5 separate regions of the Homo sapiens genome follow, and regions 1, 2, 3 and 4 are each linked to region 5. The links are chromatin contacts, found by Hi-C or POLR2A ChIA-PET in ENCODE. All regions are on one chromosome and are shown on one strand. The core of a region is the stretch at or near the end of the contact, and the rest is flanking DNA. Distances in the headings are between cores, read along the strand shown.

The links. Hi-C counts contacts between places; a loop is a spot of excess contacts on that map. ChIA-PET counts read pairs that join two places held with the same protein, here RNA polymerase II (POLR2A). Pooled maps may share reads with other maps.
Region 1: a loop to region 5 is called in a map of sigmoid colon, with 7 times the contacts of the local background. The contact joins the promoter of G3BP2 here to the promoter of ANKRD17-DT in region 5. A Hi-C loop is called at or near these places in 1 of 168 maps with a recorded cell type or tissue (sigmoid colon), 1 of 37 single-sample maps with no recorded cell type and 15 of 50 pooled maps.
Region 2: a map with no recorded cell type shows a loop between it and region 5 (4-fold over the local background). The contact joins the enhancer-like site here to the promoter of ANKRD17-DT in region 5. A Hi-C loop is called at or near these places in 1 of 37 single-sample maps with no recorded cell type and 1 of 50 pooled maps. POLR2A ChIA-PET finds 5 or more read pairs at or near these places in 1 of 52 experiments (activated CD4-positive, alpha-beta T cell).
Region 3: a map of B cell shows a loop between it and region 5 (14-fold over the local background). The contact joins the promoter of NUP54 here to the promoter of ANKRD17-DT in region 5. A Hi-C loop is called at or near these places in 2 of 168 maps with a recorded cell type or tissue (B cell and CD4-positive, alpha-beta memory T cell), 1 of 37 single-sample maps with no recorded cell type and 10 of 50 pooled maps.
Region 4: a map of naive thymus-derived CD4-positive, alpha-beta T cell shows a loop between it and region 5 (12-fold over the local background). The contact joins the promoter of NAAA here to the promoter of ANKRD17-DT in region 5. A Hi-C loop is called at or near these places in 2 of 168 maps with a recorded cell type or tissue (both naive thymus-derived CD4-positive, alpha-beta T cell), 1 of 37 single-sample maps with no recorded cell type and 6 of 50 pooled maps. POLR2A ChIA-PET finds 5 or more read pairs at or near these places in 1 of 52 experiments (T-cell).

What each region holds. Positions count from the first base shown.
Region 1 is chr4:75,671,979-75,674,678 of GRCh38, reverse strand. G3BP2 (G3BP stress granule assembly factor 2) reads left to right here and starts at 1,268. Exons shown (of 12, transcript NM_203505.3): 1 at 1,268-1,471. RefSeq lists enhancers at 1-432, 1,169-1,458, 1,739-1,978, 1,411-2,388.
Region 2 is chr4:70,926,224-70,928,923 of GRCh38, reverse strand. All of the region lies in intron 1 of MOB1B (MOB kinase activator 1B), which reads right to left. Among named protein-coding and RNA genes, the nearest start is that of MOB1B, 25 kb to the right of the region's middle. Within about 2 kb of position 1,268, at least 3 of the 41 ENCODE cell types and tissues checked have a DNase peak (open chromatin) inside an H3K27ac peak, as active enhancers do.
Region 3 is chr4:76,146,992-76,149,691 of GRCh38, reverse strand. NUP54 (nucleoporin 54) reads left to right here and starts at 1,295. Exons shown (of 12, transcript NM_017426.4): 1 at 1,295-1,384. The coding sequence starts at 1,318. It overlaps LOC124900718 (a long non-coding RNA gene), which reads right to left and starts at 1,143. Exons shown (of 2, transcript XR_007058144.1): 1 at 1,090-1,143; 2 at 1-485. RefSeq lists an enhancer at 1,186-1,345.
Region 4 is chr4:75,939,666-75,942,365 of GRCh38, reverse strand. NAAA (N-acylethanolamine acid amidase) reads left to right here and starts at 1,353. Exons shown (of 11, transcript NM_014435.4): 1 at 1,353-1,622; 2 at 2,201-2,365. The coding sequence starts at 1,417. RefSeq lists silencers at 1,131-1,600, 2,001-2,070.
Region 5 is chr4:73,257,791-73,260,490 of GRCh38, reverse strand. It overlaps ANKRD17-DT (ANKRD17 divergent transcript), which reads right to left and starts at 1,325. Exons shown (of 5, transcript NR_187399.1): 1 at 1,083-1,325. It overlaps ANKRD17 (ankyrin repeat domain 17), which reads left to right and starts at 1,693. Exons shown (of 34, transcript NM_032217.5): 1 at 1,693-2,215. The coding sequence starts at 1,823. RefSeq lists enhancers at 1,172-1,441, 1,044-1,640 and a silencer at 1,602-2,001.

The DNA of each region.
Region 1 (2,700 bases), core at 19-2,518, 2.4 Mb before region 5:
CTAGCTCATAGGGTTACTGTGAGGCTCAGAAGGCTGTATAATTACAAGAATGCCTGGTATATAAGCCCAGTATATTAAAGGACAGCCGGCATGTAATGTATTTTGATGCTTTAAGGAAAAACATCAGGTTGATTTCATTAAAGTGATGGTCTGCCCAAATATTTTGCATATAACAGTATCTTTAAGCAGTCTAAAGGTAAAGATATTGTAGACTTTGGAGGCCCTAATGTTGGCATTGCCTCTGCCAATATTTAAGGTATTTGACGTATTGTCTTAACATGCCAAATACCTTAAAATTGCCCTTACAGGATTGCGAAGAAAACTGATGAGATGTACATGCTTGCGTCCACCATGTTTAGTTCGTAAGCATTCATTAATGTATTTTTTCCTTTCCGTTTCTTTGAACACTTCCTCAGTCCTTCATTCCAAAATTCCTGTGCTATCTCGGTATTCTCTGAAAACACTGCCAGACCTAAGATGCAAAGTGGCTTCCTTGACTACAAGATTTGGCTTGGCTTTGTCCATGAAACAAGGTCACCAGTGTCTCACCCTGGGGGCAAGTCTGGGCTTAGAGCTAGAACAGGACTGTAATCCTTGTATTTCAGGCCTTCTTTTAGCTTTAGTATGTAAAATGCTTTAGTATCTACTGATATTTAGCCATGCCTAAATTCGTAACAAGGACACAAAGAAATAGTCTTTTCCCCCTCTGTAAAGCCCACGTCATGTTCTTCCTTTACTGCAGGGCCTCTTAATGGGGCTTAAAACCTAGGATGGGTTAAGTAAACAATGTAGGTGAGTTTAGTGTGCAAACAGCTGAAATCACCGGCTGCATTTTAAGCTCGTCTACAGCAGCAACCTGCAGACACCTATTCAGAGAGATTACTAAATTCCCTCCTTCCCATTAATAAAAAGGACCAGAATATCAGTCTACAAAAGACACTGCGTTGCTGCGAACCAGCTCTCGCTTGCGCGATCAGGAAGAAGGGCGGCAAGGCTGGAGCCTCGGGACCGGAGAAAGGCAGCCTGCTTGTGACGTCAAATCAGCGGACTCTTATCTTGGCTTTAGGCCGGTTCCGGTTCCCCGGCTTTCCGGGCGCGAGCGTGTGCGAGCGCGGCAGCGTACTGCGCGTGCTCCGCAGAGGGACACGGGAAGGTTGGGTCCGGCTCTGGAGGAGATGCGTGATTGGCTGACGCTGTGCTCGGGGGTTCCCTGGCCCTTTCGGCAGGGGTAAAACAATAAGAGGGGGCGGTGGCAAAGGGGGCGGGACGTCCGTGGTCCTTGTCGCACGTCGCAGCGCCTGGCGCCCGGGAAGAGGTGGTTGTGAGGCAGACGAACTCGCGGCTCTCCGGCTTCCGAGGCTTCCGAGTTGTCGGAGGAAGGGGGCGGCGAGCAATAAGAACCCGCCGCACCCGGTCCTCAGCGACTCTTCTGACCTCCGCGCGACGTACCCGCCGCCGCCGTTGGCTGGAGGTGTGTACGGGCGCCGGGAGGGGAGGTCGGTGTGGTGGTCGGAAAGGGACATTCCATTCGCGCTCCGCGGCGCGAGGCAATCGTCCGGTGTGTGAGCCCGGGAGCCGGAGGTGTAGCGGCAGAGACATTGTTCTTGCCGGCTCCCTACGGTGCCGTGTGTGCGTGAGAGAAGACCAGTCTTTCCTCTAGGTGAGGGGTGGGAGGCCGCCTGGGAAGGGAGGTGACCCGCGAGCGTCTTGCGGGCAGAGGGCTCCGAGTGCACAGGTGGGGTTGAGGTTTATTGGGGATGAGGTGGCGAAGTGGGGGGGGAGGCACGCAGCAGCTCCCGAAGGCGCGCTGATGGAAGCTTAATACAGGAAGTGTGGGAGCAGGCTTTCTGGAGGGGATGTTTTAGGGTGGGTAGCCCACCGTTCCTGTTTCCGAATCGTTTTCGGCTCTTGTACCTTGTTCCTTCGGAGCGGAGAGGCCGTCGCCACCCCGCCCGTGGGGGGAGGGGAAAAGAGGTTGTGTCGACGGAGGCAGAAGCGACGCAGATGCGAAAGTGGCGGCCTCCGGGCACCATTTCTGTGCACGGAAACAGAATCCGGGTTTGAAGGCAGCCGCCGCTTCGCTTACCCAGTACCTAGTGTTCCGTCGTGTTTGACCAACCCCCCTCTCCCTGCCACCGCGGGTTTAATCCGAACGTGTTCGGATACTGGAACTGTAACGTGCGCCTTCTTCGTCCCCCTCTTATGCAGACGATCCCTTATTGACTCGGGAATGGCTTTTGGGGGATGGGTTCCCGCTTTTGTTGGGATGGGGGGACAGAAAGGAACAGAAGCTTCCCTAGATTGTGTTGATTTTGTTAGTGGAATCTGATAGAATTTTTCCTGCGTCTCTAAAAGCAGATTTCTTAAGATGGCCCTTTGCCGCTTTGGGGCGAATATAGATTTTCGTCTATAATTTCCTGCATAGATCAGCTTTTTTCCCCAAGACATACTTAATGTTCTAACGGATTTGGGGGGTGGGAGGAGAGTGCCTTTTCCTTCATAACAACAACAAAAAAAAGGCACTTGCACTTTTAGCTGGAATAGTAAAGTCCTGTTCTCCCTGTATGATTGTTGTGGGATATTAACTTGGATTAAGATACTGTGGTTTTAGGTTCAAGGCTCTGTACCTTGTTCTGGTCTTTCAAACGTTAGTGTTGCAGGTACCTGGATCTAGGAAACATTAACTGTCGTTAAGAGAGC
Region 2 (2,700 bases), core at 19-2,518, 2.3 Mb after region 5:
CTCTACAAAACTATGTGATAAAGATACAATAAATAAGGCTGAGTGCAGGGGCTCACGCCAGTAATATCGGCATTTTGGGAGGCCAAGGTGGGAGGATCACTTGAACCTAGGAGTTCAAGACAAGCCTAGGTAACATAGCAAGACCCCGTGTCTATTAAAAAAAAGTTTTTTTATTATAAAAATCCAATAAATAGGTATTCTAAACTCTTCTGTGCACAGTAGCCACCTTTTAATATTTTCCCTAAAATCTTTACAATGGAAAAACATACAACAGACTGAGGAGAATCACTCATACTCTCACCACCCGTGATGAAATTCTTGAAAATGTCAGGCCACGTGTGGTGGCTCATACCTGTAATTCCAGCACTTTGGGAGGCTGAGGCGGTGGATCACGAGGTCAAGAGTTCGAGACCAGCCTGAACAACATGGTGAAACTCCATCTCTACTAAAAATACAAAAAATTAGCCGGGCATGGTGGCACGCGCCTGTAATCCCAGCTACTCAAGAGGCTGAAGCAGGAGAATCGCTTGAACCCGGGAGGCAGAGGGTGCAGTGGGCCGAGATCACACTACTGCATTCCAGCCTAGGTGACACAGCAAGACTCCATCTCAAAAAAAAAAAAAACAAAATTCTTGAAAATGTCATTGATTAGTCAGGAAAAAAAATTGTTACTAAGAGGCACTATGCTAGGTGGTAGAGATTTAAAACAAACATTTTTTGAAAATGCCCCATCTTCAAAGAGATCATACACATGACAGTGGGTGGAGTACAATGTCTTTTTGGAAAGGACTATGATAAGGACTATAAAGGGCACTGAAATGGTATCTAACAAACTGGGAAGGGGGCACAGGCCAGGGAAAAAGTTGGCTCCTGAGCTAAAGAAATGGGGGTGGGGAGGAGAAGAATAACAGCCAGAATAACAGGAACGGCATTTACAAAGGCAGAAAGATGGAGCAAAGCAGGTTGAGAGAAATGCAAATAAAATCACTGAACACTGTGGGGGAGGGATGTTAGAGCAGGAAGGCACGGATGAGGCTGGAGTGGTAAGCAAACATCTCAGGGAGGCCTTCTATGCCTTGGAGTTTTGCAGACCACTTCCAGCCCATTCCAATATCTACCTGAAATGCCCAAGTGAACTACAGGAAGCGAGTGCACCGAAGGATTCCTACCACTTCCCCTCCATGTTAAAAACCAAGATGCTAAAGTGGAACAGCAGTGGCAGCAATGCCAAGAACAAGCAGGGGAGGCCCCCGCATCCACACAATAAAAACAGCATCTGACTAAAAACCGGAAGCTCAATTCGGCAAAATTCTTGCTGTTTTGAATAGGTGAATGCACTACACATATTTATAACTGTGGTATTGACGGCAATTTTTTTTTTTTTGAGACAGATTCTCACTCTGTTGCCCAGGCTGGGGTACAGTGGCATGATCTCAGCTCACTGCAACCTCCGCCTCCCAGGTTCAAGCGATTCTCCTGCCTCAGCCTCCCAAGTAGCTGGGATTACAGGCGAGTGCCACCATGCCTGGCTAATTATTGTATTTTTAGTAGAGACGGGGGTTTCATCATGTTGGCCAGGCTGGTCTCGAACTCCTGATCTCAGATGATCTGCCCACCTTAGCCTCCCAAAGTGCTGGGATTACAGGCATGAGCCACTGCGCCTGGCTGACAGCAATTTTTTTCTTTATATTCCTAATTTTTGATGAACACAGACTGCAATTATTTCACACATACACCCAAGAAAGTTTGTATACTCAATGCAATATCTTGCAGTGCAAGGGTCTTTAACCATCATTAGCCAGTGGACTTGGAACTGAGAGTTTAAAACAACCATTAAGGAGCACATCTATGTAACACGCTGGTCTCCAGTGCTAAGATTCTTGAGGACAGAGACCGCATCTTATTTCTTTTTTTTTTTTTCTTTTTTGAGACGGAGTCTTGCTCTGTTGCCCAGGCCGGAGTGCAGTGTCACAATCTCGGCTCACTGTAAGCTCCACCTCCTGAGTTTGCGCCATTCTCCTGCCTCAGCCTCCCAAGTAGATGGGACTACAGGCGCCCACCACCACGCCCGGCTAATTTTTTTGTATTTTTAGTAGAGACGGGGTTTCACCGTGTTAGCCAGGATGGTCTCGATCTCCTGACCTCATGATCCACCTCCCAAAATGCTGGGATTACAGGCGTGAGCCACTGCGCCCGGCACATCTTGTTTATTTCTAAACCCCTTCCTTTCTCCTCCCACCACCAGCAAGCACCTAACACTTCGCTTTTACACACAGGAGGTGTTCAATAAATGTTCATTTTATTATGCAATAATGCCATACATTTGTAAGACAGCTAAACAAAAAACTGGAATGCACAAACAGTTTATACACTGGGCTTGGGAATTTCATGAGTGGAGATAATGACAGTGTTTATACAGGACTCTGGTTTATGAAAAGCTTTCATATACATTCTGTCATTCAAGTCTCACATTAACCCAATGGAAGAAGCATTCGTTACCCTCCAGTAGGCAGAGGAAATAGAAACTAAGAAATTAAGTCATCTGCCCAAGGTCACATAGCTAGTGACAGACCAAAGACTCTGAATCTCGGATTTCCTCACTCATAGGCCACTGTTCTCTCCCATGACAATCTTCAGTTAATTAAAAAAAAAAAAAAAATGGCTGTAATCCCAGCACTTGGGAGGCCAAGGTGGACGGAC
Region 3 (2,700 bases), core at 46-2,545, 2.9 Mb before region 5:
GCCAGAAAGCAGGAGGTTGTCCTTGAATCCTTACTTCCCACGTCCAAATACTACGAGTCTCATATATGCTATTTCTTAAGTATCTCTCAAATTTATTCTCCTAATTCCACTGCCAGATGTAATCCAAGTCATTATCATCTCCTACCTGTGCAACTACAACAGACTCCTAAAAGCTCTATCTTCCTCAGGCATTCTGGCTCCTTCCAATCCATTCTCCTTATGGCAGCCAGAGGGATCTTCTAAAAACAAAATTCTAGTCATACTAGTCCTCTGCCTAAAACCCCTTAAAGGTTTCCCATTACCCTCAAGAAATAGTCTGAAATCCTTACCATAATTTACAAGGCAATATAATATAATGGTAATTTTTACAAATTGGGACTCTGGAGTGGAGAAACATGAGTCCAAAACCAGACTCCAGAACCTACCTGCAAGGTGACTTTGGGCAAGCTGCTTAACAACTCCAAACCTCAATTCTCTCATCTCACCTGCAAAATACAGTTACAGAATCTTCTCTATTTATTTATTCTGAGGATTAAATTATATTACAAGTACAACAGAGGGGGCCCACTCTTCCCCTCTTTTTCAGTGCTCCCCTTAGAGCTGTGGTTAGGAGTATTTACTCTGTAAACAGCCTGACCCTTTGGTACCTGTTTCCTCTTTTATAAATTGGAGATAGCAGCAACCCACCTCATAAGATAGCTGATTAAATTATGTAAAATGTCTAGAAGAGTGCCTGGCACATAGTAAACGCAACGTGTTTGCTACAATTCCATTCGCTTTCATTTCTTCCAACGTGCATCCTCTTTACTGCTTCTGCTCCGTCTACTCATCCTTCAGCACTGGGTTCAAATACCACCTCCTCGTGGGTGTTGGGGGGGTTCTCAACCCCAGCCCTGCTGCCCGACCTCCCAGGCCCGCTAGTTGATGAGGCAGCAACTTCAACCCTACCACATACAAATTCTAGCTGTCTACCGCGTATCCCTACAGTAACAACTTCAGCCTCTGCACACCTTTCCCAAAGAACCTCCCTACGGCAGTTTTTAAAGGACTCTCAGGCGGCACACCCTCGCGAGCGTCCCAGCATTTTACCTTAACAGTGACACCCCACAGCATGTGAAGCCCACCGGAAGTGAGCTGGCTGGGGGCGTTCCCTCACAACCACCCACCTCCTACGCCCTTGGCGCCTTCCGGCCTCTTAGGCTAGGTCAGAAAGGAGGCGGAACTCGGTGATCTGACTGGCGGTTTCCCGGCCGGACTGAGAAGGGGAGCGCGCTGCGCGTCGCAGGAGTAACCTACTTGGTCTCCTGCTTTCGCGACATGGCCTTCAATTTTGGGGCTCCCTCGGGCACCTCCGGTACCGCTGCAGCCACCGCGGCCCCCGCGGGTGAGTGATCCCCCTAGACCTTCACCCGGGAAGAAGGGGAAGGGTCTGGTCCGCCCCCTCTGTCCGAGACTCTCCGACCTGGGGATCCTGGAATCTCCCGCCGACGCGGAGACTTTAGAGGCATTGGAAAAGGGCGGGCGGCGGCAGAGTGGGCCGAGGCGGCACCCGAGGAGGCCACGGGGGTACTCGGGGTCCCACTAGAAGCTCGCTTGCCGCGCGTGAGTTTCCACAGGGCCCTGGCTTGAGCGGTTCGCTTCCCGCTGCCGGGGAGTCCTACTCAGAGAAATTGGAGGTTGCTTCCCTCTCCCCTTGCCCGAGAACCTCCCTCCCCTCTGCACCTCAGCCTCCTGGATGGGCGGGAACGCTTGCGTGGTTCCCGCTGCCGGACTCGGCGAGGATAGGGCTGGGGATCCACCGGCACTGCCCATTGACTCCCTTAGTTCCACCCCCGGCCCCCTGTGGTCCTCGCTGTGGGGTTTATCCGTCATGCTTCTTCCATCTGCCCCACCCCACCCCCACTCTGCTTTCTTAAACTGTTTGGAGCAAAACCAGGTTTGTTCACTTCTGTGAAACCTCCTGCTGATTCTTCTAATCCTTATCTTGCTTTCTTTTCTTTTTCCCTCTCCCCCTTTTTAAAATTTTGTTTCTTTGCCTACACGCCTATCAGGATTTGGTGGGCTTGAGACTGCCAACTCCACCGCCAGTGGGTTTAATTTTGGGGGTTTCGGATTAACTGCTAATCCTGCAGTGAACTTTAATATTGGGAATTTCGGTGTTTCTACTACCTCGGCGACTCCGTTCAATTTTGGTAACAGTCTGGCAAGTGCAGGTAGATACTGCGGGTTGTATGTGTAACCAGTGTTGGGAGCTGGAGTCCAAGAATATTGTGGTTCCTGGAGTTTGGGAAAGAACAGTTACTTGTCTAATAGGGAAAGGAAATTTATTTCCTTATCTCGAATCAAAAACATCTGTATCAAGTTTTTACTGCCTTAAAAGATGTGGTTTAGGAAAGTTTTGCAAGTTACAGTGTTCCTTTATTAAATGTGCACTTATCTTCCAAATGATAAGCATTTGGATTATAATTTTGAATAGATCTTTAAAATTATTAGGTAGGACTTCCAAAGTATAAACTCACCACCAGTCAAGCCCATCCTGGGATTCTTGGACTCCTGCAGTCATTTTTCATTTTTTCTGCATCTTTCATTGAGATTTCATTTTATTGTCCTTGTGTTTCCAAAGAGAAACAAGTCTTATACGAACAGCAGTAACCTGTTTTGTTTTTTAACTTGTGTTATAATGATAATAATGTATTTCTT
Region 4 (2,700 bases), core at 104-2,603, 2.7 Mb before region 5:
TACTATGCATTTAGTTTTTTTTTTTTTTTTTTTTTTTTTTTTTTTTTTTTTTTTTTTTTTTGAGACAAAGTTTTGCTCTTGTCACTCAGGCTAGAGTGCATTGGCACAATCTCGGCTCACTGCAACCTCTGCCTCCCAGGTTCAAGAGGTTCTCCTGTTCAGCCTCCCAAGTAGCTGGGATTACACCACCACGCCCGGCTAATTTTTGTATTTTTAGTAGAGACAGGGTTTCACCATGTTGGCCAGGCTGGTCTCAAACTTCTGACCTCAGGTGATCCACCCGCCTCAGCCCCCCAAACTGCTGGGATTACAAGCCTAAGCCACCATGCCCGGCCCTTTCATTTAGTTTCTACTATTCATGTACACATGTACCCTGTTTTACCCACAGACAACTGTGCTAACCGTTAAGAATGTCCCAGCCTTACTAAGATTTTCCTAAGTTTGTCTCCCAGACATTGGGAACTCAAAGGTGAAGAAACTTAGGTGTGAAGGTGGATTGTGGATTCAGACCTCCTTACTTGGAGGCCAGTGCAGAGACACACCAGCAGAGTAACCTCGGGTACATGGCTTCACCTCTCCAAGCCTCACACTCCTCATCAGTAAAGCGAGGATTAGTGGAACCTACCTGTTGGCTTGTTTTGATGATTAAATGAGATAATGTCCGCGAAAAATATTTAGCAGATAAATGTTCACTAAATTTTGAGCTTTAAAAAAATGTTTTACCAGCCAGGCGCGGTGGCTCACGCCTGTAATCCCAGCACTTTGGGAGGCTGAGGCCGGTGGATCACCTTAGGTCAGGAATTCGAGACTAGTCTGGCCAACATGGTGAAACCCTGTCCCTACCAAAAATACAAAAATTAGCCAGGTATGGTGGTGGACGCCTGTAATCCCAGCTACTTGAGAGGCTGAGGCAGGAGAATCGCTTGAACCCAGGAGGCGGAGTTGGCAGTGAGCGGATATCTCGCCGCCGCACTCCAGCCTGGGCAATAGAGTGAGACTACATCTCAAACAAACAAACAAACAAGCAAACAAAGTTTAACTGAAAAGTCTTTCCTGACACCTTTTCGCTACTGAAAATCTTACAGCCCCTCCCGGCCGCAGCCTACACTCCTTCGGCCCAAGCAGGTGCGCTGGAACCGGCAGTTGGTGAGAAGCCGGCTGCCGGCAGCCCCAACCCTTAGCGGCCCCGCGGTCAGGGACCTCCAGGCCCGATGGAGAGTCGGGGCGGGCTAGTGGATGCGCGGCGGGGACGGGAGGTGTCGCCGCTCCGGCTTGCCGGTGACAGGGGCGGGCGGGTCGTGCGCGGGCCCCACCTCCAGCGATCGCAGCCCAGCCCCAGCTCCTCCTCCTCCACGGCTTACCCGGGCTCCGACAGCGGCTGCAGGTCTCCAAGTTGCGGCCGCTGGAGCCCGAGCCATGCGGACCGCGGACCGGGAGGCGCGCCCGGGGCTTCCGTCCCTGCTGCTGCTGCTGCTGGCCGGGGCCGGGCTGTCAGCCGCCTCGCCCCCAGCAGCGCCGCGCTTCAACGTGAGCCTGGACTCGGTCCCCGAGCTGCGCTGGCTGCCCGTGCTGCGGCACTACGACTTGGACTTGGTGCGCGCCGCGATGGCGCAAGTCATCGGGTGAGCTGGGGCCCTGGACGGGGTCTGCGGGGACACCGGCCCTGCGGGTCGGAGTCAAACGCGCGCTGCTCAGAGTGCTTTAAACGGGGACGCTTTACTCCCCGCCACCCTTGGAGAACTGGTTTTGGCTGCCGCCCTGAGCAGCGTCCGGGTTGGGGAGAATCCAGCGCGGCAGGTTCGGCTTTCAAGTTCGGTGTCACCCGTGGCACGCCAGTCCTTGAGCCATTCCGGGTCAGCGTGGCGCGCGAGTTGTCGCCCGGGCTGCATAGCTACCAAGGAGGGGCAACCCGCGCCTTCCTTGCGGGCCTCGCGGGCCTTCCAAGCTTGCCCCTTTGGGACCAGCCTCACTCGCCCTCCCCATTCGGAGTTTTCTTACCCGCCGCCTTCCCCCCGCCCCCTTCCCCCCACTCCCGGGAGGCTGCAGATTGAGTGACGCCGCGCCTGGGCGGTCCACTGACTGGGGAGCAGTGGCCCTGAGACCTCACGCCCTAAGGATGTAGCCCCGCTCGCAGTGCACACGCAGTCGCACGCCGCCGACCTCTGAGCGGGTCAGACGCCCTTGTGCTTTTTGTTTCTAGGGACAGAGTCCCCAAGTGGGTGCACGTGTTAATCGGAAAAGTGGTCCTGGAGCTGGAGCGCTTCCTGCCCCAGCCCTTCACCGGCGAGATCCGCGGCATGTGTGACTTCATGAACCTCAGCCTGGCGGACTGCCTTCTGGTCAACCTGGCCTACGAGTCCTCCGTGTGAGTGCCCCAAGCCCGCGCGGAGTAACGCGGGGCTTGCGGGGGCCCCCGACACAGACTAGCGGGAGGAGACATATTTTCCGTGTGATAAAAACAGGGCGGTGCCTGCTTGCCTAGAAACCTCCAGCGCTTCCTCTTTGCCTCTCTGGGTAAATCTGAGCTGCACATCGTAGGCTTCGAGAGGGAAAGCAGATTCTCCGATTCAACACTAAACTTTCCCTCTACGTGTAGCCCCGGGTTTTCTCTTCCCCAATCCAGGTAGCGTACTTTTAAAATTCTGCTCAAAGGCCGGGCGCGTTGGCTCACACCTGTAATCCCAGCACTTTGGGAGGCCA
Region 5 (2,700 bases), core at 76-2,575:
CACTTGGAAAATTGTGAAGTCTAAGTTAAAAGTCATATAATAAAATGGGCTGGGATTTAAAGATTGCGAAAAGTATTCAAGTGGAAAGGGAGAAAAAGATGCTGAAGAATATACAAAGTAGGAGGGAGGGATGCAGCTGAAATTATAAAATCTAAATCAGTAGTGGTGAGATACACAATGCAGTGCTCTGTTCTACACTGGAACTCAGCAACGACTGTAGGAGAGGAATAGGCAGATGGTTACCACTCCGTATATATATTTACTATAGCACTTATTACACTGTAAAGCCCCTGGAAACAAGAGACTTTGATTCCACAAATTATGCGCACAGTAGGCACATGATGAATTTTTGTTTGAATGAATTGATTTAGTCATTGCCAATTCTGCCTTGGTACTCTGTAGAGTACTGGCAACTGCCCACATTTCATATGGTATGCCAATGCTAAAAAGAAAAAAAATGCTAAAAAAAAAAAAAATCCAGGCATATTCAGCTAAACTAAGCAGTCTTAAAATGGCAACTATGTCAGCTGAGACATACTTTTAATCTTGTGCCAGTACATCTGTCTTTGATGTTTGCTTCATTTTCCGTATGCCACTATACTCCTACTAGACCAGAAAGGGATAATTCTGAGTTCAATGGGCTCCACTATCATTTCAAAAGTCCTGAAACTTCTTCAGACACCTAAAAATGAACCCACAACTCCCATAACAGCATTCCTTCCGAGAGAAGTATACAGACAACAATCACTATTTATGCTTGCTTCCAAGCTGAATCGAAGAGGGCCGGAAGAGCTAAATCAGGGTCATTCAGTGAATCGTCTACAAAGTCTGGCACAGACCACGCATCCTTCCCGTGTCTTCCTCCCCTTGGAAACTTGAGGTGTAAGTAATGATCTTAGACATCTCCTAATCGACTGCCTTCATATTACACACGTGTAAACTCAGGTAGAGGATGTCTATGAGCCGAGCTTAAACTCAGGTAAAGAAGGCTCTTTTCCCAACACGACGCCATCTCTCATGATCCAAAGCTCTATCTCTCGATTTGGCGGTGGAAAAAAATGACCAGGAATAAAACTACGTACAGCAGTCCAGAACGAGGCCCCACCTCCCGGATCTGGCGGACCGGCCTCCCGTCAGCAAAGTGTCTGGACCGCGCTTCCGCACCTCACACTGCCCGGGGCCGGCTCCTCTCCAGCCTCCCCGTACTCCCCACACGCCGCAGCACTGCGCGCCCGCGGGGCCCCAGACCCGGCCCTTGAAATCTCACTTTCGCCTTTCGGCCACCCGCGCGCCACGGCTCAGGCGACGGCTGATGGCGTCACTGCACTTCCGCCTGCGGCTGCGTTCTAATCACAAGCCAGGAAGGAAGAAGGGAGGGCTGCAGGGCTGTGTGTGCGGGAAATAGCGAGGAAAGAGAAGAAATCCGGGAGCTCGCGGGCGCTCTGGTTGCAATCGCGCCCCCCTCATCTGTCCCCGCCGTTCCCCTTCGGAAGCTGCCCCAGGCACACTTCCCCGCTTCTTTCCAGTCTCCTCTCCTCTGGTTCTCCCGACACCCGGTCTCCCTGTTACGCCTCACCCTCCTTCCCTTGCTCCCTCCCTCTCCCTCCCTCCCTCCCTCCCATCGTCAGGCTCCCCGCCCTTAGTATCGCGAGACGAGGTGAGAGCTGGCGGAGCGGCGGCGGCGGCGGCGGCAGTAGAGGTGACCGAGGCGGTGGCGGCGGAGGCGGCACCGATTGCTGTGTCGGCCCCAGTGCGGCCGAAGTCGCGGTAGAGCGTAGCCCCACGCCCCTCCCCCGTCCGCGCCCTCCCTCTTTCCCTGGGGATGGAGAAGGCGACGGTTCCGGTGGCGGCGGCGACGGCTGCAGAAGGAGAAGGGAGCCCCCCGGCGGTGGCGGCTGTGGCGGGCCCCCCCGCGGCGGCGGAGGTCGGCGGCGGCGTTGGCGGCAGCAGCAGAGCTCGCTCGGCCTCGTCTCCTCGTGGGATGGTGCGAGTCTGCGACCTGCTCCTGAAGAAGAAGCCGCCGCAGCAGCAGCACCACAAGGCCAAGCGTAACCGGACTTGCCGACCCCCCAGCAGCAGCGAAAGCAGCAGCGACAGCGACAACAGCGGCGGCGGTGGAGGCGGCGGTGGAGGCGGAGGTGGCGGCGGCGGCACCAGCAGTAACAACAGCGAGGAAGAAGAGGACGACGACGACGAGGAAGAGGAGGTTTCTGAGGCAAGGGCCTGGTTTCAAAGGAAGGAGGGAGGAAGGGACTGTAAGGGATAGGGGCCGAAGGTGGGAGGGGATTTGGAGTGGGACAGATTCCAGTGGGTTGATCTCTTAGGGGCCAGGCTTTCGACTGCCCCCTTTCTTCCCTCGGCCTAAATCGTGAGGTGTGGGAATGTGGGGGAGGGTAGCTGACACGTGGGGGTGGGAGGACCACGGAGTTCACAGAGTTGGTGAACAGCCTGTTATCATGGGATGGCTCACTTGGTTAAGGATGGAGGGAATTGGTTAGATTCCCTGTTTGCACGCCGGGGGGTGGGGGGGTGGTCTGCCTGGGGCCAGTAGGGCCACCTTAGTCTGAGGCGGGATCGGGATCAAAGCGGGAGGAGTAAAATAATGGGTAAATGAGTCTCTTGGGGACCAACTAGGAGGTTGATCAACTTCTCCCAGTTGTGAGGTGGAGGGGAGCAGTTTGAGGGGGGACGTAAGGTTGT